Linked DNA regions of Mus musculus: all the other regions are linked to region 3. The links are chromatin loops, found by intact Hi-C in ENCODE. Cell type or tissue: left cerebral cortex. All regions are shown on one strand. Each heading gives the region's core, and the rest is flanking DNA. Links, peaks and the distances in the headings are about the cores only.

What was found. Peaks named below come from ENCODE experiments on the same cell type or tissue, not always from the same donor. Only the 100,000 strongest peaks of a DNase experiment are listed, where the experiment ranks them.
Region 1: it touches region 3 in a loop (4-fold over the local background); 9 of 42 quality-filtered maps call a loop at or near these places.
Region 2: it touches region 3 in a loop (3-fold over the local background); 4 of 42 quality-filtered maps call a loop at or near these places.
Region 4: it touches region 3 in a loop (3-fold over the local background); 6 of 42 quality-filtered maps call a loop at or near these places.

Annotation. Positions count from the first base shown.
Region 1 is chr6:82,040,110-82,046,052 of GRCm38, reverse strand. Eva1a (eva-1 homolog A (C. elegans)) reads right to left here and starts at 4,425. Exons shown (of 3, transcript NM_145570.2): 1 at 4,152-4,425. In left cerebral cortex, for the core only: a CTCF peak has its summit at 3,642; DNase peaks (open chromatin) are centred at 3,232, 3,573, 4,020, 4,455 and 1 more place; H3K4me3 peaks cover 1,932 bases; H3K27ac peaks cover 988 bases.
Region 2 is chr6:82,600,395-82,606,337 of GRCm38, reverse strand. No RefSeq gene overlaps it. Among named protein-coding and RNA genes, the nearest start is that of Pole4, 49 kb to the left of the region's middle. In left cerebral cortex, for the core only: a CTCF peak has its summit at 2,463 (motif pointing right); a DNase peak (open chromatin) is centred at 2,463.
Region 3 is chr6:82,116,843-82,122,785 of GRCm38, reverse strand. It overlaps Gm40381 (a long non-coding RNA gene), which reads right to left and starts at 3,037. Exons shown (of 2, transcript XR_869194.2): 1 at 2,652-3,037. In left cerebral cortex, for the core only: a CTCF peak has its summit at 3,034 (motif pointing right); DNase peaks (open chromatin) are centred at 3,050 and 3,346.
Region 4 is chr6:82,699,981-82,705,923 of GRCm38, reverse strand. It overlaps Gm32425 (a long non-coding RNA gene), which reads right to left. Exons shown (of 3, transcript XR_377779.4): 2 at 2,129-2,402. Among named protein-coding and RNA genes, the nearest start is that of Gm32534, 12 kb to the left of the region's middle. In left cerebral cortex, for the core only: a CTCF peak has its summit at 3,007 (motif pointing right); a DNase peak (open chromatin) is centred at 3,020.

The DNA.
Region 1 (5,943 bases), core at 683-5,682, 77 kb after region 3:
CACCTTCCCAGGCCTATCTCTGGGTCTCCGTTCCCCACCAAACCTCTATCTGCCCAGCCCTTTCTTAATCATCTGCTTTGTACATGAGTTTCCTGATACTCATGCTGTTTGATCACTCAGCCCCACCGCGCGCGCGCGCACACACACACACACACACACACACACACACACACACACACACACGCGCGCACACACACACCAAGCCCGGCATGCACATCTCCTTTGTCCATGTGTCTCCAGCACCCAGCACTAAGCTGTACATGGCACCCACATTCCAAGTTCTAGGTGATACCTGAAGAGTCAGGCAGAGATCCTAATAATGGACCAGAACATGTCCTCCTAAGCCAACAGGATGCGCAGCGAGTCTAACAGCCAGGTACATCTCACAGAGACTACGGGGAATCATTCATGGGAGAGCCAACAGGGTGTGGCATCAGTGACCCTGGTTGGTCCTGAGACTGACACCCCACCCCACCACTCTAAGCAGGTTATTTTCTGGGTCAGACTATCCAAACCTCAAATAGAAGAGATGCCCAGGTCTTGGATCTGGCTTTTCTTCCTATCTCTAATCACTTAGGGGAATCTGTCTCTGGCATCAGCAACTGGTGACCTAGGACCCAAGTGACAGGAAGGTTAGGGTGGGAAGGGGGAACTTTTCTGCAGGGACCGCCAAGTTCTCTTATGGACTAATAAGCAGGAAGTGCTCACTCCGATACACGCTATGAATCACCCCTCACCAGAGCGCTTCCCGAACCCCTAACACAACAGAGTCCCCGCACCATACAAGGGGAACTCATTCCTTTCAAGTTTAGGGAGCAGCCTGCTGCAATGAGCAGACTCTGTGTGGAACAACTGATCATGAAGGCAGAGTACACAAATGTGCAGGGATCTGGGCAAAGGAGTCAAACATGGCCCACCAGAGCAAGACCCCTCCCCCCCCAGGACCAGCAAGGATCAGATTTGGCTTTCAAAGCCAAGGTTGCTTTGAGGGAAACAGGATTCTAAGCTGGTGAAGTAGCCAGCTGTGTAATCTAGTATCCAGTGACAGAGCTCAGCAATGGGCTGCAAACCTGGTTCTCCAATACTCCATTATGAGAAGCATTAAAGTCCCTCAACAAAGTTTACCTTTAATAGATAAATATGCCTTTGGAAGCCCTTAGAGAGAAGACATAGTCCCCTGTGTATTCACATCCTCACCAAAGTCCCTTCTTCATGTCTGAACCTCTCTCCCAAGTAGGAGTGTTAACTGCATTTCCCTCTGCTGTCCTCCCAAGGACTGAGTGCTGTCCCAGCCTGACACACTTAAACTCCATTTAGCAGCAAGGTCAGCGTGACTAGGGGCCGGTGTCTGACCCTTTCTGAAACTGCAAGCAAAGCGAAAAGGAGAAGGAACCCCAGGGCTGCTGATAGGACAGTCTTGGATCCTAAGCATGGCTCTGTTTAAAAAAGAACAGGCATGTGTTTAGGCCCCCACTAATCTAGTCGACAAATCACATATCACATTCACTGAACATTGGCTGAGTCTCCTACAATCCCTTGCTTACCTTTGTAGCAAGAAGAGTGTGTGTTCTGAAATCCAAAGGTTTATGTGAATGTTGGCCCCAGCACTAATGAGCTGTGTGATGTGAGGCAAATGTTGCAGCCTCTCTGTGCTTCTGCAATGAACTTCGTAGTGATGATACAATATCGAGCGAGTCAAAATTCATGGAGTGAGCATGGCACGGGGCAGGCACTCGGTCTTAAAATGGACAATTATCCTATTAGTTCGTCACACTGACCTGCAGAGAATGCAGCTTGCTCTCCCTGTAAGACTCCCAGAGGGTCTGAGCCCACTTGCCCAAAGTCACACAGTTTACAGGTGACAAAGCTGGGATTAGAATACAGACAACATCCAAAGCCTTTGAGCTCAGCAGGTATTGTGAGCACAGCCCCATACCAGGCTCAGTATGTGGGTATCAGTGGAGAGGTGAGCACCACGGGGTCCCCTGCTGTAAATTCTGCAAATGGGATACTGAAGAAATGAAGGTGACTGGGTAGGGCAGCAGGGAACAAGGGCACTGTCCTAAGAAATGGAGAAAAGCTCCCATCCAGAAGAGACTGAGTTCTAGACCAAAGAAAGATGAGCAGTTTGCCAAGCCACTAGGGCGGGGAAGGTGGGTTCAAGAGGTCAAAACAGCAGAGGATCGGTGAACTGGGATGTGTTGGAAGCATGGCAGAAGGGCTAGAGGTTGAGGGTGGGCAGGGAAGCCTGGAGCTGGTGTGCAAGGTCACAGATTAAGCCTCACCCCTCAAGAGACCGGCTAGGGGCTGCTGTTAATGACTGACAGACACCTGTAGACCCAGGTCCTTTCTGTAAGCAATGGAGAAGCAAGAAAAGTGTGGGGCAGGCCAGCGGCCTGGTGGGAAGCCAGCAGTGGAATTCTGACTCTGGGGCTGCAGGTGGGGGTGGGGATATGAGAACAGGGGCTGGGGTAATCTGGAAAGGAGGGGAGTTGGGATACTCTCTGTGAGCCAGTTCCTTAAGTCAGGGTGACCCAATGAAAGCACAAGCAGTAATGGGCCAGAGGTATTGTGAGGAGAGGGTTCTCCTGAGCATTCCACCAAGCGAACAGCATCCTCCCTCACCCACAGGGTGAGGGCCAAAAGTATCTCCAGCTATTACCAGACTTCCCTTAAGGGCCACAATTAAAGCACATGTGGCACACACACACACATACACAAAATACAAAATAAAATATCTCTAAAATTAAAATTAAGCTCCACCATCTTTACTTCCTGGTTGACATCGGAGGGGGGGCGTTGACTCTGGTATTTTGAGGCAGAATCCTGTGGAACGAGGTTGGACTCAAACTCATTTTGTGGCCACAGATGACCTTGAGCTTCTGATCCTCCGGATTCCACTCCCAAGTGCTAGCCGCCCCACTCCCCCCCAACCCCTCCAACCTCCACCCCTGTGTGTTACACTCTTGGCCCCACTATTTTTCCGAAGAGAAAACAGCCACAAGAAGGCATTACCAAGGCTGGTGGTCTGACCCTGGCTTCCTTGACACCGGACTTGACCTCAAGCCGGCCCGCGGTGGCAGACTAACAATTACACTGCCTGGAGGGGAGGGAGGGGCTGAGAGAGCGCGGCGCCGGGTAGTATCCTCTTCAGTGAGCTAGGACGGCAGCCGGCTCTAAATAAACGCTTTGGATTTGAACGGAATCGCGATGTATTTGCTATAAAAGGTAAAGGCTTGGTCTTCCCTGAGTGTGAGCAGGCAGGAGGTAGCAGATTTCTTGCTCAGACTGGACTGAGGAACCATCTTTAGGGCTGGACTTGGGGTGTGCGGCACAGACCTGTTGGGATCCAAATTCACGCTTGGACCCTTTGCAAACTGCGAGGCTCAAGGCCGCTTACTCCCTCCTTTCCTTTTGTCCATTTTTAAAGCCAAGATTCCTAGAAGTTCCTGCCACAGGCCTAAGGTTGGAAAAGGTGTTTAACTAAGTAACAAAAATGAAACTACCCAGCGGGTCCGTCTCGCCGGCTTCAGAGCCATACTGGTTTGTCTTCATGCCCTGCAAAGATCTCTTCCCTCTACCCCCAGTCGTCGGGATCCTTCACCCCCAAACCTGATGAGTCCCTCTCCAGCAACAGAGCGTCACATTTAAAGCTTTAGGGGGCGCCAACAGCCTTAGAACGCCACGGTCCACTCCAATCTCGGGGATCTGGGGACGCGCGGGGGGGCGGGGGTCGTCAAATAAGTGTCAATAGTTCAGTGGCTCTGAGAAGAGTTAACTAAGTACTTCGCTAGGCCGGCTTCAGGTGGGTTAATCCCCAGCCAAGCCTAAATCCGCCGCCGCCGACTGGCCCGCTCAGCCAAGCTCCAGGGATTGGAGCAGCTAAGAGAAGCGCCCTGATTTGGAATTCACGAGTTCTCCAAAGCCCAAGGCAGAGGGTAAGAGTGGTCTGACCAAGCCAAACAGGATCAAGACGCTGGGGACGCCAGAAGGAAGGAGAAGCAAAAGAAGAAGGCAGGACCGGTGCTAACACCTGGACAGGGGTTTGGAAACAAAGCGGTAGTTTGGGATCCGAAGAGCACTAAAGAGTTCCCGCTCAGCAGAATTAGAGTGTCCCCGCGCCCTGAGCGCGCTTCGGGGAAGCAGCTTACCTTCTCTAGGACGACTGGCGCGTACTTCCGGGGACCGAGCAGGGGGGCCTGGAGTGGATCAGATCACCTAGGGAAGGGCACGGCAGTGTGCTGCTGCGCCCTGTGGCTGGGGCACCCGCGCGCCGGAGAGCAATTTGGGGCGGCCCTCCCCAATCAGGGCTGAGCACGGAACGCGCACACCCAGCCTCTGGACTCCTCCAGCCCTGCACACTCTAGAGGAGCCTGAGTCCGTGGGAGGAAAAGGTTGTCTCATTTCCTTCGGTCTCCCCCCGCTACCCCACCCCACCCCCGCCCCTCGGCTCCGGACCTGCCCTCCCTCCCGCTCCCCGCCCCCTTCCCCACGTGGGCGCCGCGAGACGCGAAACCTGAACGGCTGCTCCAACTTAGTTCAACTTTGGCAACTCTTGCCTGCCTCCCCGCGCTTCCCACCGTCCCCTGGGTTACATGATCTCCCCATCCGCGGTCCCCACCTTGTCCCGAACTTCCAACATTTCCCTCTTTACAGCAAGGAGCCCAGATCTGCAAGCAGAATCCAACCCTACCCCCAACCCTCATTGGCTTATTCCTGCCTGGTGGACTGCACTCGTTGAGCCAGCTTTAAAACCCCAAGTCCAGACAGGAAATAACCACTTACTTTGTTAAATTTGATCGACTCTTTTTTTTTTCTGAGTGGAGAGTTTAAAGTCTGATGCATAATCTCCAAGGAATGTTCGTTAGTATCAGAAGACATTACCACTTTTTGGTCTTGCTTGCCTGGGTTTGAAGTTTTGTTAAACTACAGGAGTATTTATGCAGTGGCCACAAGGAGCTTGGTGCAGAACAGGCTAGAATGACCCCAAAGGACATCCTGTTCCTCGGCAGTTAGCACAGGTAACTGGGGCAAAGATAGGAGTGGACCAGTCTTAATGGTAGAGGACAGTCTAGACAGGCAGACAGGCAGGCTGTGCAGCCCAGCCCTGTGAAAGACAGGAAGAAGGAGGGGAACAGAGAAGAGATCGCCCTGCCAGCCCAAGAAAGGGTGTTGCTGGGAACCAGGGCAACTGAAAACCAAGGGCTCAGATGGTGGAGAAATTGGATGGAATAACCAGGGACCAAAAGGGGTCATCAGAATCCCAGGTGTCCTCGAGAACTGCTATCAGAAGCATACTCTAGAAACAGCTGCTGTTCTCCTGCCCCTCTGGACCTGACTCACTGAGAGTCTACATTCTGACCCAATGCCCGGATTCAGATGCTATTTGAAAATGTTGCTTTCAAGACCATTGGTGGCATGGTGGACTGAATATATCAGACCACAGAGCCCTGGCTGGACTTTAAGCTATTAGGTTTAAAAATGAGAAGAAACCCAGGTCCACTCATACGATCACTGAATTTGTCTAAAGAGGGTCCCCCAAGTGTGTTTCTGAAAGTTGATCTGACAGAGCCAGGGCTGAGAGCCATAGTCTACACTTGGCCAAACAGTGCTTGCTTTATTTAACCTTGAAATGCAGTGCTTTCCCTCAAAGAAAACAATCTCAGGGTCCTGATGTAAACACAGACCAGTTGTCTTCTCTTATAGAAGCTACTGGTCTGGCAGGAAGGGTCTTGCTTCATCGGTGCCTTGAGCAACCAGTTCTAGCTTTGGACGGCCACTAAACTACTCCCTGAACTTGAATAAGGCCTCCTCTCCAGACTTCAGTTTTTCTTATCTGTAAAAGATACACACACTTAACCAACTCCAAATTCCATACCCAGGCACTCGGCACGCTCCCCATAACTGGGCAGCTGTATCAGCAGGCAGATGGAGAGGCAGCAC
Region 2 (5,943 bases), core at 557-5,556, 480 kb before region 3:
ACAAACAAATCCTTCCAGGCTCTTGGCATTGGGAATTAGCAAACTGGTTTATATTTTAAGTAGCTAATAAGGCCTATGCTTTAACTTTACAGCTAATTAACTATTTAATCAATTATGTGCTGTAGATGGTACTAAGGCCTTTTGTGGGCTAAGCATACATTCTACCTCTTAGCTATATCCCCAGGCCCCGAAATTTTTATTATTGTTGTTGTTTTTAGAGACAGGGTCCCATGGAGTTTTGGCTGACTTCTAACCTGCTGCATGGCCTTCCATTTGTGATCCTTCTGTTTCCCACTTCCTACACGTCGTAATACAGCACATGTCGGTGTGCTGGCTTTATGTAGTGCTGGGCGTTGATCCTTTCCCTCTTCCACAGAAGGCTGTCATGTAAAGTTCTGAGACTTGGAGCTGTGGAAGCCATCTTGAATCCAGGAGGACAGCCAACAGGGAGCGGAGGGAAGATCCTGTGATTCCACTCGAGTTGTTGAGCTGCAAACCAGTTCTGAACTCCCAGCAAACATTCTAGTTCTGTGAGACGATTGCCTCATTTGTTAAGCCACCATTAGTCATAGAATTTTTTAAAAAACTGTTTATATTTTAAGATTTATTTATTTGTTTATTTTGAGACAGAGTTTTTCTGAGTAGCCTTGGCTGTCCTGTGGTAGACTAGGCTGGCTTTGAACTCACAGGGATTCATCTGCCTCTGCTTCCTGAGGCATGAGGATGAAAGGCATGTGCCACTACACCTGCTTTAATTTTATTTTTACTTGTGTGTGTGTGTTCATGCACACACACGTACATGTATGTATGAGTGCATATGTGTGCACTGAGTCAGCCAGAAAGCTTCAGATCCTACAAGTTGGAGTTACAGGCAGTTGTAAGCTGGCTCATGCTCTGCATGTTGGGAACCACACTCGGGTCCTTTGCCAGAGCAGTAAAAGCTTTCACATCCTAAGCCACCTATCCAGTCACACTCTGGTTTTTTGTTTGTTTGTTTGTTTGTTTGTTTTTTGTTTTTTCTTGCAGCCAATGCACTTGAACTGATAAAGTATCAATATCTAGAACATAGTAGAAGAATCTCATGAGCAAATCCATCAGTTGACAGGCATGTTCTCTCTACAACCTGGGATAGCCTTTAAATAGAAAGCAGATAATCTTCGAGTTACTTATTCATGTATTTATTTTTCTGATGTGCTGCCACACTACGTCCAGAAAGGCAGCCCTGGACATCTGAGCAGTCTGGGCTGTTGTTGCTGTTGGCCAGGTGGAGGGGGTGATTATGTTATGGCTGACTTGAGCGGCTCAAAGCAAATTATGGAATTAAGTGCTAACTGCTTCTTCTCAGCTGATTAGCTTTCTCTGCCCAACCCCCACTGCAGTGCACACCAGCCGGGGACTAGACATTGTCTGTTGAGTTTCTGCCAGTTGAACGAAAACCACCCATTAAGAATGATTGGTAGAGATTTTGCCTAAGATAGAGATGTGGGGCGGGGGACATAATCTCAGTAGGTAAAGCGTTTGCCTTACAAGCACGGAGACCTGGGCTTAATTCTCAGAATCCACATTAAAAAAAAATCAGGCTCCGTGGTGCACGCTGTAATTCCAGGAGGGCAGACAGAAACAGACAGATCCTTGGGGCTTGCTGACCAATTAGCCCAGCCTACCTGGAAAGTTTCAGGTTAGTGAAAGACCCTGATATTGAAAAACAAAACAAAATAAACAAACAAACCAAAGGAGGCGGATGGCACTGGAGGAATGAAGGCTGAAGTCACCCTTTGGCTTCTGAATGCTCTGGTACATGTACCCACATGCATGCATATCTGCACGTACACACACACACACACACACACACACACAGAGAGAGAGAGAGAGAGAGAGAGAGAGAGACAGACAGACAGACAGACAGACAGACACAGACATTCAGATAGAGAAGAGACAAAGAGACAGACATGGGGCAACTTGTTTTGGGGGGTATTTCTCATCTAAATTCCTATAGCTGTTGAGTTAAGGGCCGTGCAGGACATCTGAGCATCTCTGAACCAACACAGTGGGTCCCAGGTCTCTCAGGAGCATCAGTGGATACAGGTGCCACAGAGAAGCAGGCTGATTAACTCCAGAGGTTGGTCATTGAGACTCACATCTATAAGATTAACCCAGATCCCAACGGAAGTATGACCTCTCAACCCCTGTGTCACCTCTCCTCTGACACCAGAACTCTGCCCACTTTAATTCTGTTTTCTGTCTTTTTCTCTGTCTCTCACTTATGGTAGTTACAGTCACACCTTGTGGGGGGTGTCTCTGGAAGAGGTTTCTCTCCATGATTCATAGGGTTATGACACTGTTCATCTATACCACATTTTCCTGATTTGAATCTTAACTAGGACTTGCCCAGACCCTATTCTTTGCACCACCTCTCCCTGCCTCCAGATAGAGCTGCAGGGAGCACATTGCCTGGCCACTAGAGGGAGGCACAGCCACGGGTACAGATTCCCTCCTTGTCTGCAGACTCAAGGGGGTTTCTCTGATATTGCAACTCTTATCTCCTCCCTCAGCACCAGAGTCCACCCCTCATACATCAGGCAAGTTCCTCACCTCCCTCCTTTCCCTACTCAGGTTTCACCCCCTTTAGCTTCTACTTTCACCATCCTATGGAGTTGCTACGTGAAAACTTCTACCCTCCTTCTCAATGTCTTAATGGCAGACTGTCCATCTCCACTTCGAGGCATTTGGAAATTGGATTTGTCAATTTTGCGCATTATTCCCACACTAATTGTTAATAAAACAATCAGTTTCTCCGGACTTGGCTGGGGGCGAGCCCACCTTTCAATGGCCAATCTGCTAGGGCAGGGAATCAGACCGAGCGCACTGCTCCTGGTTTCTGAGGACCCCACAGAGGTATCATTAGTGCTGAGGGCTGTCCACCTGCTCCTTCTCGTGTCTTTCTGCCCCTGGAATCCAGCCCAGCAGAAATGTGTCTGAATTATGAGCAGTCATAAAACCGAAGTCAAAAGCCATCGTGTTCAGTTGATTAACAAGACAGACTGTGCCCAGATACAGTGAGAATTCATGATTGGCATGAAGAGAAAGGCTATAGCTATAAAGAGAGGCAATTGGGCATAGCATCCAGGAGAAGGATTTTGGAGGGGCTACAATGTGAATTCAGAGCTCTAGGCTCTCTTCCTTTCCCTTCACGTTGAGCAGCCTGAGGGAGTTGGCCACTTGGGGTCTGATTTCTTTAGATAACGAATCACTTAGAACTGGGGAGTACGGAGTGTTCTTTACAAAATGTTAGGGCTCCCATTCAGGTGTTTCCCCGGGTAGTGGCGACACATGGAAACACCTGGGGAGGCAACTTGGCAGAAATCACCAGTAGTTCTGAAAATATGAACATTTTTGACACAGAGATTCCACTCCTGGGAATAAGCCAGAAGAACAACCCTGAACGAGGGACAAAAGAAACATGAAAATGTTCGCCGTTGCTAGACTATTCTGTAATAGGGAGACATTAGACCCAAATTAATGATTCAAAATAAGAGGATGATTAATTAAATCCCACTGAATTCCCTTGATAAAATATTTTGTAGTCATGGAAATTTTAATTATAGAAATGATAGTGCTGTAGGAACATAATGATGTGAAATTTTATGCATGGTCTTGATTGCAGTGCCCTAAGATATACTTATATTTATATAACTGAAGAATGTAAGGAAACACACAAAATATGGATAGCTGTATTAAGGTAGTGGAATTATTGATAATTTAAAATTTTCCAGTTCAAGGTTACTATACATTTTTCTCTTTAAAAAATTTTAGTTTTAGTTGGGCATGGTGGTGCATGCCTTTAATCCCAGCACTTGGGAGGCAGAGGCAGGCAGATTTCTGAGTTTGAGGCCAGCCTGGTCTACAAAGTGAGTTCCAGGACAGCCAGGGCTATACAGAGAAACCCTGTCTCGAAAAACCAAAAAAAAAAAAAACAAAAAAACAAACTTATTTTTATTTTATGTGTATGTGTGCATGTATGTATGTGTACTGTGTGCATTCAGTGTCTGTGGAGGCCAGAAGAGGATAACTGTCAGGGTACTCTGGTGGAGTCAGCTTGTGAGGCAAAAATGCCAAAAAGCTGCTCATGAGAAATAAATTTCTAGGACTCTCCTCCTGGATATTCTGTCGAAAGCCAACTCTCCAGTTTGGATCGGTTTGTCAGGCGAAAAGCCTGGAAGCTGTTTCACGAGGATAAGAGTCCAGGGAAATTTTCCTCCCAGAGTTATGGCATCTCTTTCCCTAACCCATTATATTCAAATTTCCACCACATTAATCTAGTGTATAGATTCACGTGCACTCTATTAAGCATCACCTTATAGTAAATGCCTTTTAAGATTGTATTCTAACATAGCTAAAGCCTTTTCCCAGTGTTCTTAGACTCCAGATAGCAGCAAGGAGCTTAACCCATTCAGTAGCTAATAAAGCACAGTCATTAATTCAGTTATCTGCAGAGTCTAAAATTCTCACTGAGATAGAAATTCGTATTATAGACTACATTCCATGCCAAGAGCAAATTTGTATACTATACTGAAAATGGATAGTCTTCAGATATAGATAAGAATTAAGGAGGCCTAGAGAATTTTGGGGTCAGTGACACTACATTATTCTTGAGGCGTGTCAAGAGTTAACTACCCTGGGGCTATTAACTCTAAGTGTAAAACTCTTGCCTGGCAGAAAGTGCTAATCTCTAATGTAAACATTTATCTGGTCCCTACAAATTCCCTTTGTAGTCACTCCCCTTGCATCTGTGCTAATCTCTAGTGTTATACATTTATCTAGTTCCTTTTGAAGTCACTCCTTTTGCACCTGGAAAAATTCAATGTGTCTTGTTCTGCAATTTATTCTGTATTATAAAAGTCTGATGCTCGACTGGAACATTACATTCAGATTCAACACCTCTCTTGTGTGTTTGACTGATTGTCATTTTCATCCTAATCTCTGCCCATCTACTCTAGAGACTCTTTCCTACGCAGGCACAGGGGACCAGAGGGCCTGCGGCAGATAACAGATCACCCTGCAGATGGAGTTACAAAAGGTTGTGAGTCCCATGTGGGTGCTGGGAACCAAATTCAGGTCCTCTGCAAAAGCAGCCAGTGCTCTCAAGCTCTACGTCATATTTCCAGCCCCCCAATTCACTCTCTATAAGTATATACAATGAATATGCAAGATGCAAATACTCTAAGGATGGTTGAGAAACATGGCAAGAGTGAACTGGTATGCTTAACTTACTGGACTAGCTATAACTTTACATGTTTGCTAATGCAATTTCATCTACTTCCTAAATGGTATGTTCCTTTTGATTTTTGCTCATGTGGAAATTGAGGCTGAGAGATGCTGACTAAAGATAAATAGAAGGTAGGGGGTGAGGTCAGATACACGTTTTGTGTGACTCAGGACTGTCAGGAGTCCATCCCACTCCTGTTGTGCAGGATATTCCCCAAACAAACTACTGCCGGGGTACTCAGCTGTGTCAAAATGAGAAGTATTATTCCAGCCAGGCTTGTTGACTGTACCTCTCACACAGGGATGGGGAGGGTCACAAGATCCCTCCTGACCACATGCTGTATGCAATGCTGCCTTAACTATGTGTGGGCTTTAGAGAGAGGCTGGGGTTTACAGACTGGGGAGGAAACCGGGGAGGAGACTTTATCCATGAAGCTGTCGGAAAGCCATTATCCCTGCTGAATAAAGACTTTCTGGTGTAGCCTTTTGGGGAGAAGCAACCACACCCCTGGAGGTAACATCTTACCCATGCTCTCCAAGTAAGACCAGTGAACTCATTGGTTCTCCTAAGTGAACTTTGGTGGAATTGTGCCGTGGTTTGCCAGTGGACCTTAGGGTAGGGGTAGACATTGTTTATGTTTCCCTGAAGACATATTAGCCACTCTCCTGATGAGGGTG
Region 3 (5,943 bases), core at 372-5,371:
AAGATTGCTCTCCTGATTCAAGATGGGACTGGTTATTGGCTAATTCTACTTAAAAACACAAAAACAAAAAGCTAGACTATCATCTGATTATCCCTTAGCCCTCCACCCACACCAAGGCTCACCCCTGCCTGATTCTCCCACAGCCCCTGCACAGAATCAAGCCTTGAGGGGTGTGGATGGCAAAAACTCAGAATAAGAAGGTGGAGCAGAGGCCATGGAGGAGCATGGCTTACTGGCTTACTCCTCATGGCTTGCTCAGCCTGCTCCCTTATACAATAGAGAATGACCTGCCCAGGGATGGTACCATCCACAGTGGTCTGAGCCCACCTACAGCAATAATTAATCAAGAAAATGCGTCATAGTCTTGTCTACAGGCCAATCCGATGAAGGCAGTTCCTCAGTTGAGTTCCCTCTCCCTAGATGACTCTGGCTTGTGTCAAGTTGGCGAAACAGTCCCCAGAACACCTCCATCCAGAGTTACCAAAGCAGAAAGCAAATGCTGGGAGAGGGAGACACTGACCAGCTGAGTCTGAGAGCAGTTCTCAGACATGCCACGCTGCCGACAAGTCAAGCCGAGGACTCCAGGGTTACAGCTTCCCGAGCTGTTACCTGTACTAAAGTAGCTCTTCCAGCAATGCAGCTAGATTTGAGTCCTGCGTGCTCCTGTCACTAACCCTCCCCCAGTAGAACTTATTGGCGTGCCAAATTAACCTTTGGTAGAGTCAATTTCTTTGGTCTGTCATGGTTCCCTATCTGACGTCTCCCTCCTCACACAGGGTCTTTCTTGGTCCCTTCTCTATTAATCCCATTCTTCTACCAAAAATAAAGCGCCTAATTCTGGATTCCTCCCACCCATCCTGAAATGCTTAACAGTCATTGCTTCCGCAGAGCACACGCAGAAGCCCCGGGCCACCAGGATAGCACTGGTGACTTCTAAGGGTCTCTAGGATGCCCTGAAACTTTGCCTCTACACAGCCCATCTCTCGGCATCACTATTTGCTTTTAAAGACAAGGTTAATATCCTATCCCGCTGCACTGGCGAAGGTACCTTCTTTGTCTATGCGTATTGAAGGAAGGAGTCCCTCTAAGCAGCCCTGATGAACAACAGATCCTCTTTTTCCCAAAGGACAGTCTTTTACTTTTCCCAGAAGCTTTGCCTTATTTTACACTTTTAGTTGAAGGACTCTTCTGCTCTTCTGCCAAGACTCTCTGTGTTCCCCAGGATTCACAGAAGGGTCACATCCTAGGATTTCTCCCCAGGATCTACTGCCTCCCACATGAAGAAAATCTCAGCATCCTCTTTTGGCATAGAATCAGGCCATTCCTATGATAACTTTAAAAAAAAATCTTACTGCCTAATAATAAAACTCTCTGGCATCAGCAAGATATCATCTAATCCAGAGAAAGAACTGTGGTTCTTGTACTTGTTAATTAATTAATTTGGCATGTACAAAATGTTAGGTCTCAAACCTGGGACAAATGACTAACTGGTGCCCATTAACACATCAAAACCGAGCTGGCAGCTAGGTTTTTCCTGCATTCCTACAGGGTATGGCTGGCATACCTCACCTCCTACCCTAAACTTCCCAACCCAGAGAGGCTGGCTGCCTTCCCTCAGCTGCCCCTCCCTACGTAACTCAGCCATTTTGGCTCATTTTGATCTACCCATTATTCTTTTGGCCCAGACTACCCATCATGGTCAGCAGGTATTCTCCCTTCCACTTCTCCGCTTTTCCTCCCCTTCCCCCTCTCCTCGTATGGTCCAGATCAGACTGGTCACATTCATTTTGGACTCTCCCAGATGTCTCTGATCTGGCTCTGCTCTCCCCTCATATCTACAATAAAATTTCTCTTCTGCCATACCTAGGAGAAGTCACATCCTTCCTTCTTTTTTCATTCACAAAGTATGTGTTATGTGCATCCTTGAGTCCACAGACAAGAAGAGGTCCAACACAAACCTTGACCGACTTTTAAGGATTTAGCAAGAAACACTAAGGTAGAAACTCATTGTGAAAATTTACCATAAAGAAAGCCAACCAAAGGATGGACCGATGGCTCCATTGCTTCACAAGCATGAGGGCACGAGTTAAATCCGTAGAGCCAACATGTTGAAAAGAGTGACATTTGTAATCCCAGCACTGTGGAAACAGAGACAGGTGGATCTCTGGAGCTCACTGGTGAGCTAACCTAATCTACTTGGCAAGTTCTAGGACAGTGAGAAACACAGTTTCAAACAACAACAAAACCAAGATCGATATTGCCTAAGGAATGACACCTGAGCCAGCACAGAGAGAGAGAGAGAGAGAGAGAGAGAGATGCACACACTCACATGCACACACAGAGAGATATGCACACAGTCACACACACATATACAGAAACACACTTACATACATGAATGCTCACATACACTCACTCACACACACACACACACAAATAAAATTAAATTTTCAAAATGTTGTGGAAGTCTGGGTCTGGAATGGATGACTCTTCCAGAGCACTGCAGCCTAGTCCCCACACCCATACCAAGGGACCACAACCACCAATAACTCCAGTTTCAGACTCCTGGTGTCTTTTGGCCTCTATGAGCACTGCATTCGCATATGCACATATTCACACACATACATGTAAATAAATAATAAACAATACATTACTTTTTAAAATGCAGTGGCAAAGAAAGCAGCAACCGTCTGTGTGAAGCTGTCCAGAGTCCAAATGTACCAAACTTCTCCACTGGAGAACCAAGTAAAGCCTTGCCCCCCACCTGGTGACTCTTCATCTGGGTTTAGCATCACAGCATCTAGAGAGCTGACAATAATAGCCTGCTCTGGGGTTGTCGTAATGGAATGCCAACACTCAGCTGACCCCTCTGTAAAGGATAAAGGAAAGCCCGAAAGAGGAAGAGGCTCCTAGAGAATTTATCCTAGGAGCAGATCCATTGTAAAATAACGCTATTTTTAAGCCAAAGGCGAACATTATTTTCTTCCTCAAAATCAAATGTGGACGCTGATTTTTCTTCCTAAATGTGGGCAGCAGTTGTGAGTCCGCCCAGCAGAGGGCGATCTCTCATCTGCTTATAAAGAAAATGTTTATTCAGCTACCCAGAGTTTTCAAATTGAATGGGGGGGGGGGGGGGCGAAACCATAAAGTTATGTCAAGTGTTTTGACATAAAATTGTGCCACCTGAGGTTAGGATTAATGGCTTGGAGCCTCCCCGCAATGACAGACAGACAGCACAGACTGGTGAAGTTCCTAGAGCTTCCTCACAAAGTTCTCTGTGGTCCAGTCCGGTCAGGACTGCTGAACAGAAAGCCATCTCTCTCGGGCTAAGAGCAGGCTGTCCTTGGAAGGACCCAGCCTTTACACTCTAAGCAGTACCAGACCGGAAGATGGCGGCACAGAGTAGGTGCTGTAAACAAGCATTCTGCGTGGTGTTTCAGGCAGAGCCTGGAATTCTGAACGTCCTCAGAGCAACCTGAATAGCTTGCAGAGAGGTGCCACACATAGACTTTGCCACTCCAGTCATGGAACCTGCTTAGCACCGACTTGTGGTGAGTTAAAGCTTACTGTAGCGCCCCCCAACAAGATTTAGAAACAGAGACAGTCTGTGGCCCTCCTTTCTCCTAGAGGATTCAAAGCTAATTAGAACTGTCTAGTTCTTGCTAGTGTGGTGGGTGGGGTACAAGTGAGCCAGGACAGTAAGCCCATTGAAGTCCCGCTGTATTTGTTACTTTGTTATTGGTGTGACAAAAGAGCTGAGGAGCGCACCGGGAGAAAATAAGGGTTTGCTTGGGCTCACAATTTGACGAGCATTGGCTCTCTGGAGTTTCAAGTGAGCAGCCTCACATGGAAGCTGAGAACCAAATCTGGGTCCTCTGCAAGAGCATCAAGCACCCTAACCACTGATCCATCCTTCCAGCACCCTCATCTCATATTATTTGGTGTTCAATTCTGTGTGTTTTTAATACACATATATATTATTGCTCTATGTATACACACAGAGTAATAAAACAGACTATAAAAGAAAATAGAGTCATACATAAAGCCAGACATTTGATCAAATACCAGAATGAATTAAAGCTTTTGTAAGGCTCTGAGGGAAGAACATTCTCAATAGATCCTGCTATGATCGATACATTCAAGTAATTCAAGGGCTACCTTGAGGGAGGCAATGCTTTGAGAGAAACGACGAGATCCACAGGTACCCTGCTTTGTCTGCACAGTTAAACTTGTGTCTATTTCCTGATACAATCGTTAACAGCTCCCCTCTTCAATGTCCAGAGTTCCCTAGTTGGGAAAATCAATGATGGGGTGGGTTGGCCACACAGCACCTTCTGTTCTCATGTCTGACAAGGGAGCTGAGGGGACCAACTCCCTGCATTTGCTAAAACCAGAGGGTTCATTAGATGCATGAAGTGCCAGGTACAGGGAACTTCAAAAGAGCAGCAATACCAGTTAGTCCTTAATAGGCATTTTATCCGGACACCAAAGCCCCCTGGGCTCTTGAACCTTTTTTTCTAGAATCATGTGAGTTATAGCATAGGTCTGGGCTCATTAACCCTCCCAAAGATAGAACTGATGAAGCAAGGACTTCAAGGTTAAGTCCACAGGCCTGATTATGGACATAAAGCACTCAGGGGGTGAGCAGAAAGGTATGAATTCTTGGGTCATAACACTCGGTTACTGATCTAAATCTGTAGAGCATGGCCACAGGAAAGAGCAGGCTGTGCGCGGCTCTAAGTTACTCCAAGTCCTGTGAGCGACCTTCAGGGTGTGCCCTGTCCTGGGTGATGATGCCATTTTACTGGCCAGCCTTTGGTTCCACTGTGAGTACATATTCTGGGGAAAACGATAGTGTCTCTGTGCACATAGACACCACTGCCTACCCAGCACCACCCATGGGGCACAGACCCATAGGTTAGTTGTGAAAATAAAAAACATAGCACCTATAAACATGTGGAGAAGATTGGGAACATATGAGCAGATGGACATACTGAAATCATATCAGAAAAAATAAAACAGATCTAAAAACTTTTTGAATACATTAGACCCAAGCAGAGGATAACATTCTCATCTGGACCCCATAAAGAGGAAATACACCCTGTTGCTATGGTGATGGTCCCCACAATCTCCCATCTGTCCATCCTTCTAGGGGCTAACAGAGAACTTCTTATTAGGAGTCCCTGGGCTTTCAGCTTGACTGGGGCTGGTCACCACTGTTTGATGCAGTCCATTCAAATCGTGTTCCCTTGGTCCATTTGACCATCTGACCAAGGCTATCTCTTGTGCCCTACCTTCAGGGCTCTGTGCCTCTGCAAGAGAATCAACTCCTTAAGCTCAACCGCCTGGGCCCCAGAGCTGCTCTGTCTCTGAGTCAGACCCTCCCTGACTCTCCTCTCTCTTTAAATTTTTTGTAGCCATTCTGTAACTTACACTGGTGTGGGATGTGTGGTCTGAGAGTTAACATTAATAAAGATTAGAGATTAAAAAAAAAAAAAAAACAACTGTTGTCAGTGCCAGCAAGGAAGGGGAATCAGATGTACTTGAAGGTATAGCCAACTAAACTAAACAATAACTCACTGTTATTCAGTAAATCCTGACACCATGCAGACACAAATGTGTCTATGTTTCTGCCATAGCAGGCCCGTGATGTAAGAAATGCACTTTTCTTTCTACTTTCTAAGTTCCAGAGGTGCCCAGAGGCGTGGAATCTTGTAATAAGCTGGCTCCACAGTCGCATGATCTCAGGCAGCAGCTTGGGACTGAGCACCAAGGTCCTGTGTGTTAAACTGTAATCCTCAGATGTTTGACATAACCCATCTCTACTTCTTGCCTTAGCTCAGTCTTTTCCAGCTTCACACAAAGCTTGCAGCTTACTCTATCTTAGATGGGTCAAAGCAGATGGGTGTGTGCTATCCCCATCAATACAATTCTGGAACTGTGGGT
Region 4 (5,943 bases), core at 608-5,607, 580 kb before region 3:
GTCACTGTGCCTTCTCAGCACGGTGGATGGTGCCCTGCAAGCACAAGCCCAGATAAACTCTCCTATCCTTAAGCCAGTTCTGTCAGGTGGTCTCACAGCCATGAGAAAAGCCGAAAGGGACTAGCTAAGGAAACCATGCCCTCCAGTGATCCAGGTCAAGGTGCAGGGCATATATGGAGAACCACAGCTCTTTTTCCCAGCAAGCAGAGTTATGAGAAGAAACGTCCTTGGCCCACTAGGACCCCGTGATCCTGGGTAGGAGGGGGATTATGGAAGGTGCAGATATTTCTCAGGTCCCAAAATTTATTAATTCAATAATAATCTTGTCAAACTGGGACTAGTGACACAGCCCTGTAGCCCCTAGTCTACCTATGCTACTGAGTGAATAAAGCTAGCCTCAACACAACTCCTGTCTTAAACTATCTTTAAACAAAGGGGGTGGGGTGGTGGTGGAGAGTACAGCTCAATGGCAGTGTGCTCCCCCTGCATGGCGAGGACTTCCTGTTTGCTCTCCAGCACTGCAAGACAATAAAACACTCTCCACAGTAGTGAAGCAGCCTTTTCTGCATCAAGTCACAGGGGCTGCTGACCAATACGGGCTTCCCTTTAGTCAGGTTCACCTCACTGCTGAGCGGTTCTGCTTTGTCCTGCAAAGGGCGCCTGCATGGCTCCTGGCTGACCAGACTCGAACTGAGTAGAGTCTGGTGGGAATTTGATGACCGCCTGTTCCAAAGTTGGCAGGTAAGTGACTGACTTAGGTTGTACTGTCCCTTGCTAAGACGGGGCTAATAGTTTCTTATTTCCTGACCCATTTAGAGTATTAAAGTAATAGTGGATGGTTCTAGTGTGGAGGTGCGTGCCTGTCATTCCAGCTTTTGGGAAGTGGAGGCAGGAGAACTGGGAATTCAAAGTAGGCCTTAGCAGTTACGTACTAAGTTCCAGGACAGCCTGGGTATTGGCTGGTTTTGTGTGCCAACTTGACACAAGCCAGAGTCATCAGAGGAAGGAGCCTTCGTTGGGTAAATGCCTCTATGAGATCCAGCTGTAAGGCATTTTCTCATTAGTGATCAATGAGGGGAGGGCCCAGCGCATTGCCGGGGATGCCATCTTGTGGCTTGTGGTCCTGGGTTCTATAAGAAGGTAGGCTTCAGAAGCCTGGGGAAGCAAGTCAGCAAGCAGCACCCCTCCAAGGCTTCTGCATCGGCCCCTGCCTCCAGGTTCCAGCCCTGCTTGAGTTCCTGTCCTGACTTCCTCCAATGATGGACTGTGATCTGGAAGTGTAGGACAAGTAAACCCGTTCCTTCCCAACTTGCTTTTGGTCATGGTGTTTTGTTGCAGCAATAGAAACCCTGACTAAGTCCACCCGGCTTCATAAGACATTGCTTCAAAAACAGCAAGGGCAAAAAAAATTAATCAGGATTGGTGACACTCGAGAGGCAGAGGCAGGAGAATCTCTGTGAATGAGTTCAGCCTGGTCTATACAGTGAGTTGTGGGCCAGCCAGGGACACACAGAGGGACCCTGTCTCAAAATTAAATAAATAAAGTGGGTGTCTGGGTCTCCCTTCTCCTGGGGGAAGCAGAGTCAACAGGCAGGTTTGGAAGAGCCTGTGAGTACAACAGAAATAGCAGACTTATCTCCGGGATCAGCTTCAGGGAGACAGATCAACTTTTCTTGGGTTGTATAGTTTTGGGGAAGGTTGTAGGAATATCGAGGGTGGGCAAAGGTCATTGGCTGAAGGATAAGGAACTGAGACGCCTCATTAGCATGGAGAGGCTTTTGGGGGATTTCAGGTGCTTGCTGAATGGGTTCTGTGGTGGAAGAAAGGCAGCTGAAACTGTGAGCTAATCAAGGCTACGAATGTGACAAACCTTTGGTAGAGGGTGGGGGCTCTGAACTCCTCAGACAAGGTCAGAGAAGGAGAATCTCTGCTGGTAAAGGGAGTCTCCCATTTTGTGCTGAGCTCAGAAGGCTATCTGGACAACGGTAGACTTTGACCTTAATTAGCAGGACAACAGGTATTAAGTACCCAGTGCAACAAGGGTCTCAAGTCTATACTCTAGAGCCTCAGTATTGTTCCCTGTGCTGGTGAACAAGGTCAAACTATTATAAAAAACCCAATGATTTACCTGTGGATGGGTGAGGGCCTATGTATGTGCAAATCTGTGGTTGGGGGATATTTGATGAACGCAGGTTGTCAGGTTTGCCTTTCACCCTCTGAGTTATTCCTCCAGCCCCAACAAGGCCACATTGTTCACCGGTGAGAGCAAGCTCTTCTCTGCTGGCCCCGAACTCCTGCCTTGCTCTGTGTCCCCGCAGGTCTCTGATCCTCTCACGGCAGACACAGACTCCCTTTCTCAACGGCTGCCTTTTCTTTGTGCTTCTTCAATGAAGCTGTTCCTCCTGGGCAAATGCAGAACTGAGGGAAGTTCGCTCATCCACACCTGGTGCCTCACTTTCACCATCTCTGCTCCACCACTGGCTCCCTCTTCCTCTTTTCTCTTTCTTCCTCCCTCCTCTCTTTCTTCACATCCATGTGTGTGCACAGGTATGTGGGTGTGTGTGGCTGTGTGTATGTCTGCCCTGGGAACTTCTTGCTCTCCATCTTGAATATTGCAGCAGGGCACTAGCCTCACTATTCAGTGCCTAGAAGGCACTGGTTAGGCTAATGTGGTGGGCCAGCTAGCTTTGGGGTCTAGCTGATTTATATAGGCAGCCATGGCTGTTTGGCTTTTATATGGATGCTGGGAATCTCAATGCAAGTCCTCATGTTAGCCCAATTTAACAAGTTCTGCCATCTCCCTAGCTACTGGGTTTGGTTTTTTGTTTGATGGTTTTGTTTTATTTTTCAGACAGGGTCTTGTGTAGCTTAAGCTGCCCTCAAGCTCGCTGTGTAGCCAAAGCTAGCCTTGCATTCTTGATTCTCCTGCCTCCACCTCCCCAGTGCTGAATTGGCCTTCCTAGCTCCCCTGCTCTTAAGAGCACGTGGCCTCGAGTAGATCTCAGAGTGACCACCAGGTGGCGCCCGCCCCTCGGAGGTGCTGAAAGAGCTCTGCGGAGCTACACGTGTTGTGCAGTGTCACAGGCGCTAGAAACCAGCCCTTGGGAACCACGGGCCAGACATGACTGGCTGACTGATGCGCAGTTTATGTTCCGGTTGCACCTCCTTTGACTGTATTCTGCAGGTGTGTTAGGATTGTTCCTTGGGGGCAGGGAAGTAGGGAAGCAGGGATGGGGGCCGGGGGCCCGGGTGATGGTGGTGATGATGGTGGTACACCTGCCAGTCTTTTACGAGGTAGCTGTTTCAGCTGACAGTTACCGGAGTGGGGTCGGATAGAGGGGGAGAAGCCACATGCCCTTTCTTATAAGCCCCTCAACCTCTCCATCAGCTGCCTCTGTCTTCTCTTGGCTTGCCCTGGACGCCTCCTGGAATTCAGTTGGCTGGTTGTGCCGGGAGGACAGAGGCCAGTGTGAAACTAACATTCAGGGTCCTTGATTAGAACGTTTAAAAAGTTCGAGCTGGAGAGATGGCTCAGGGGTAAGAGCATTACTTCTCTTGCACTAGACCAAAGTTCTCTTCCCTCAGTGGATAGCTTTATAACCACTGTAACTCCAGCTACAGGGGACCTGACACTTTCTTCTGGATTCTCTCAGCAACTACACGTGTGCAGCCACCCCTACTCAACACACAAATAGACCTTTTTTAAAAATGTATTTTTGCATATGAGTGATTTGCCTGTATGTATGTATGTATGTATGTGCACCAGCCACATATATATAGTGTATACGTGGCAGATCCCTGCAAATGTGAGCCACCATGTGGTTGCCAGGAGTTGAACCTGAGTCCTCTGGAAGAATAGCAATTGCTCTTAACTGCTGAGTCATCTCTTCAGCCCTAAAACAAATCTTTAAAAAAATGTTTCGGAGCCAGGCAGTGGTGGCACACACCTTTAATCCCAGTGCTTGGGAGGCAGAAGCAGGCGGATTTCTGAGTTTCGAGGACAGCCTGGTCTACAGAGTGAGGACAGCCAGAGCTATACAGAGAAGCCCTGTCTCGAAAAACAAACAAACAAATAAATAAATGTTTCAGAATCTGTAGCCTGATGTGGTGACACATGCTTGCATAAAACTCTGGGGAAGCTTAGCTTACTGGGGACCCCCTGAGTGAACCATGTGGAGCTGGGGTTGATGCAAAAAGCAAGAGGAACTTATTGTTCCAGTGCACTGGGGTCGTCCCAGACCTGAAGGAGAGGCAGCGACCACCAGCAGCAGTTCGGCCAGTTTTTATATGGTTTCCAGGGCCAAAATAGAGCATCAGCAACTAGGCACAATATGATTGGTGGAACAGTGCACCCTTTAAACTGATTGGTCTTTAGGGAATGAGGTGACAAGGACTTCCCTGTCTGAAGGTGAGCAGGGTTAGCCATGTGGAATGTGCCCCCCACCCCCGTGGTCTGAGAAATGTTAATTAGCCTTTTCCTTCCAGAGGGGCAAGTGTTTCATGACGTTCCCAAAGTTTCTGAGCTGACCTTTTCACCTGTAATCCCAGTACTGCGGAGGTAGAGACAGGTGAATCTTTGCCACTTAGAGGCTACTCATTCTAGCCAACTTGGTGTTCCCCAAACCAGTGAGAAACTGTCTCAAAACAAACAAACAAACAAACAAACAAACAACCACAGTGAGGCCTTTGAGATGGCACAGGAGGTAACAGGGCTTGCCACCAAGCCTGACAGCACGAGTTCTATTTCTAGAGCCCACACAATGGAAGGAAAGAACTGACTCTGACTGCTGAGTATAGGTGCTCACAACAAATAAATGTAAAGACAGATCACAGCAATCCCAAGGTGGCAAGTAACTAAGGGACTTGTGAGGTTGACATCTGCCATCCACAGCTGTGCGATTGCACACATGCCTATGTAAACCAACTCCTCCCCCCCCAACACACCCCAGAACCCAAAACCCCACTTTAATCCACACACACCTACCCACCTCCCCCTAGCCACTCACACTTTTGAGACTTTCCTGCTGGAGAAAGCCTGTTAATAGCTCAGGTCACACACCCAGAAAGGCCACACACCCAGGTCACAGTCTCTGATCCTAAAGGTGCATTTGAATTTTCGCACAGTTTCCAGGGTCATCTGCTGTCCCCTTGGCCCTCTCCATGAGCCCATCACCATCACTGTTCCCAGCTCTTTTGGCTTCTTCCTGCTTCCCAAGCTTTGCTTGCCATCTTTCGGGAAGATCAGAGTGCCTGCCCTGTTACCTGGAACGTGGCATGGTAGACAGAGTCTGTTGTGGGTGAGCCCCTCTGTGGCTGCTGTCCCTTTCCCATGGGTTCTGGACTTCAAATATAGATGCTTACATCTATTTAATGCTTACAAGGAAAGCACTTTACCAGCTGAGCATCTCCCCAGACTCTCTTTATCTTGATTTCCCCTTTTTTGCCTTTCCAGCGCCTGCTCAAACAACAGCCTAGATTAAATCCTTTTTATTGAAGTAACGCAGGCCATTCTTGCTTTCCTAACCCCGATAGACTTATGGCTAATGCAGCCCCCGAAGGCATCACCTGAGAACCACGGTGCTGCTTCTCTGGGGTGCTTCAGGGTGCCCAGTCTCAGAATCCTTGCTGGTATGCTCAGCCTGTTAGTCTCCCAGGTAAAGGAAACAGTGTATATGAGCATGGAAGGAATGTTTAATTTGAGAAAGCCAGTAGAGACCGTTTTTCTTCTTACCCCAATCAAAGCTGTCAGAGCTAGTTAGCATCAGAACCAGTCAAGTGTCTCCCAAAAAGCTGCTGTGTGTATGTGCACAGCAGCCCATCCAGTCACCAAGGAAACCACGCATCAGTGAAAAGAGCCCCCAGGAACCAGCTACAAACTCAGTTGCCTGACAAGTCTGTCATTTGCAACTGGGCCCAAGTGTAGAAGGAACAATTCTCCACAAC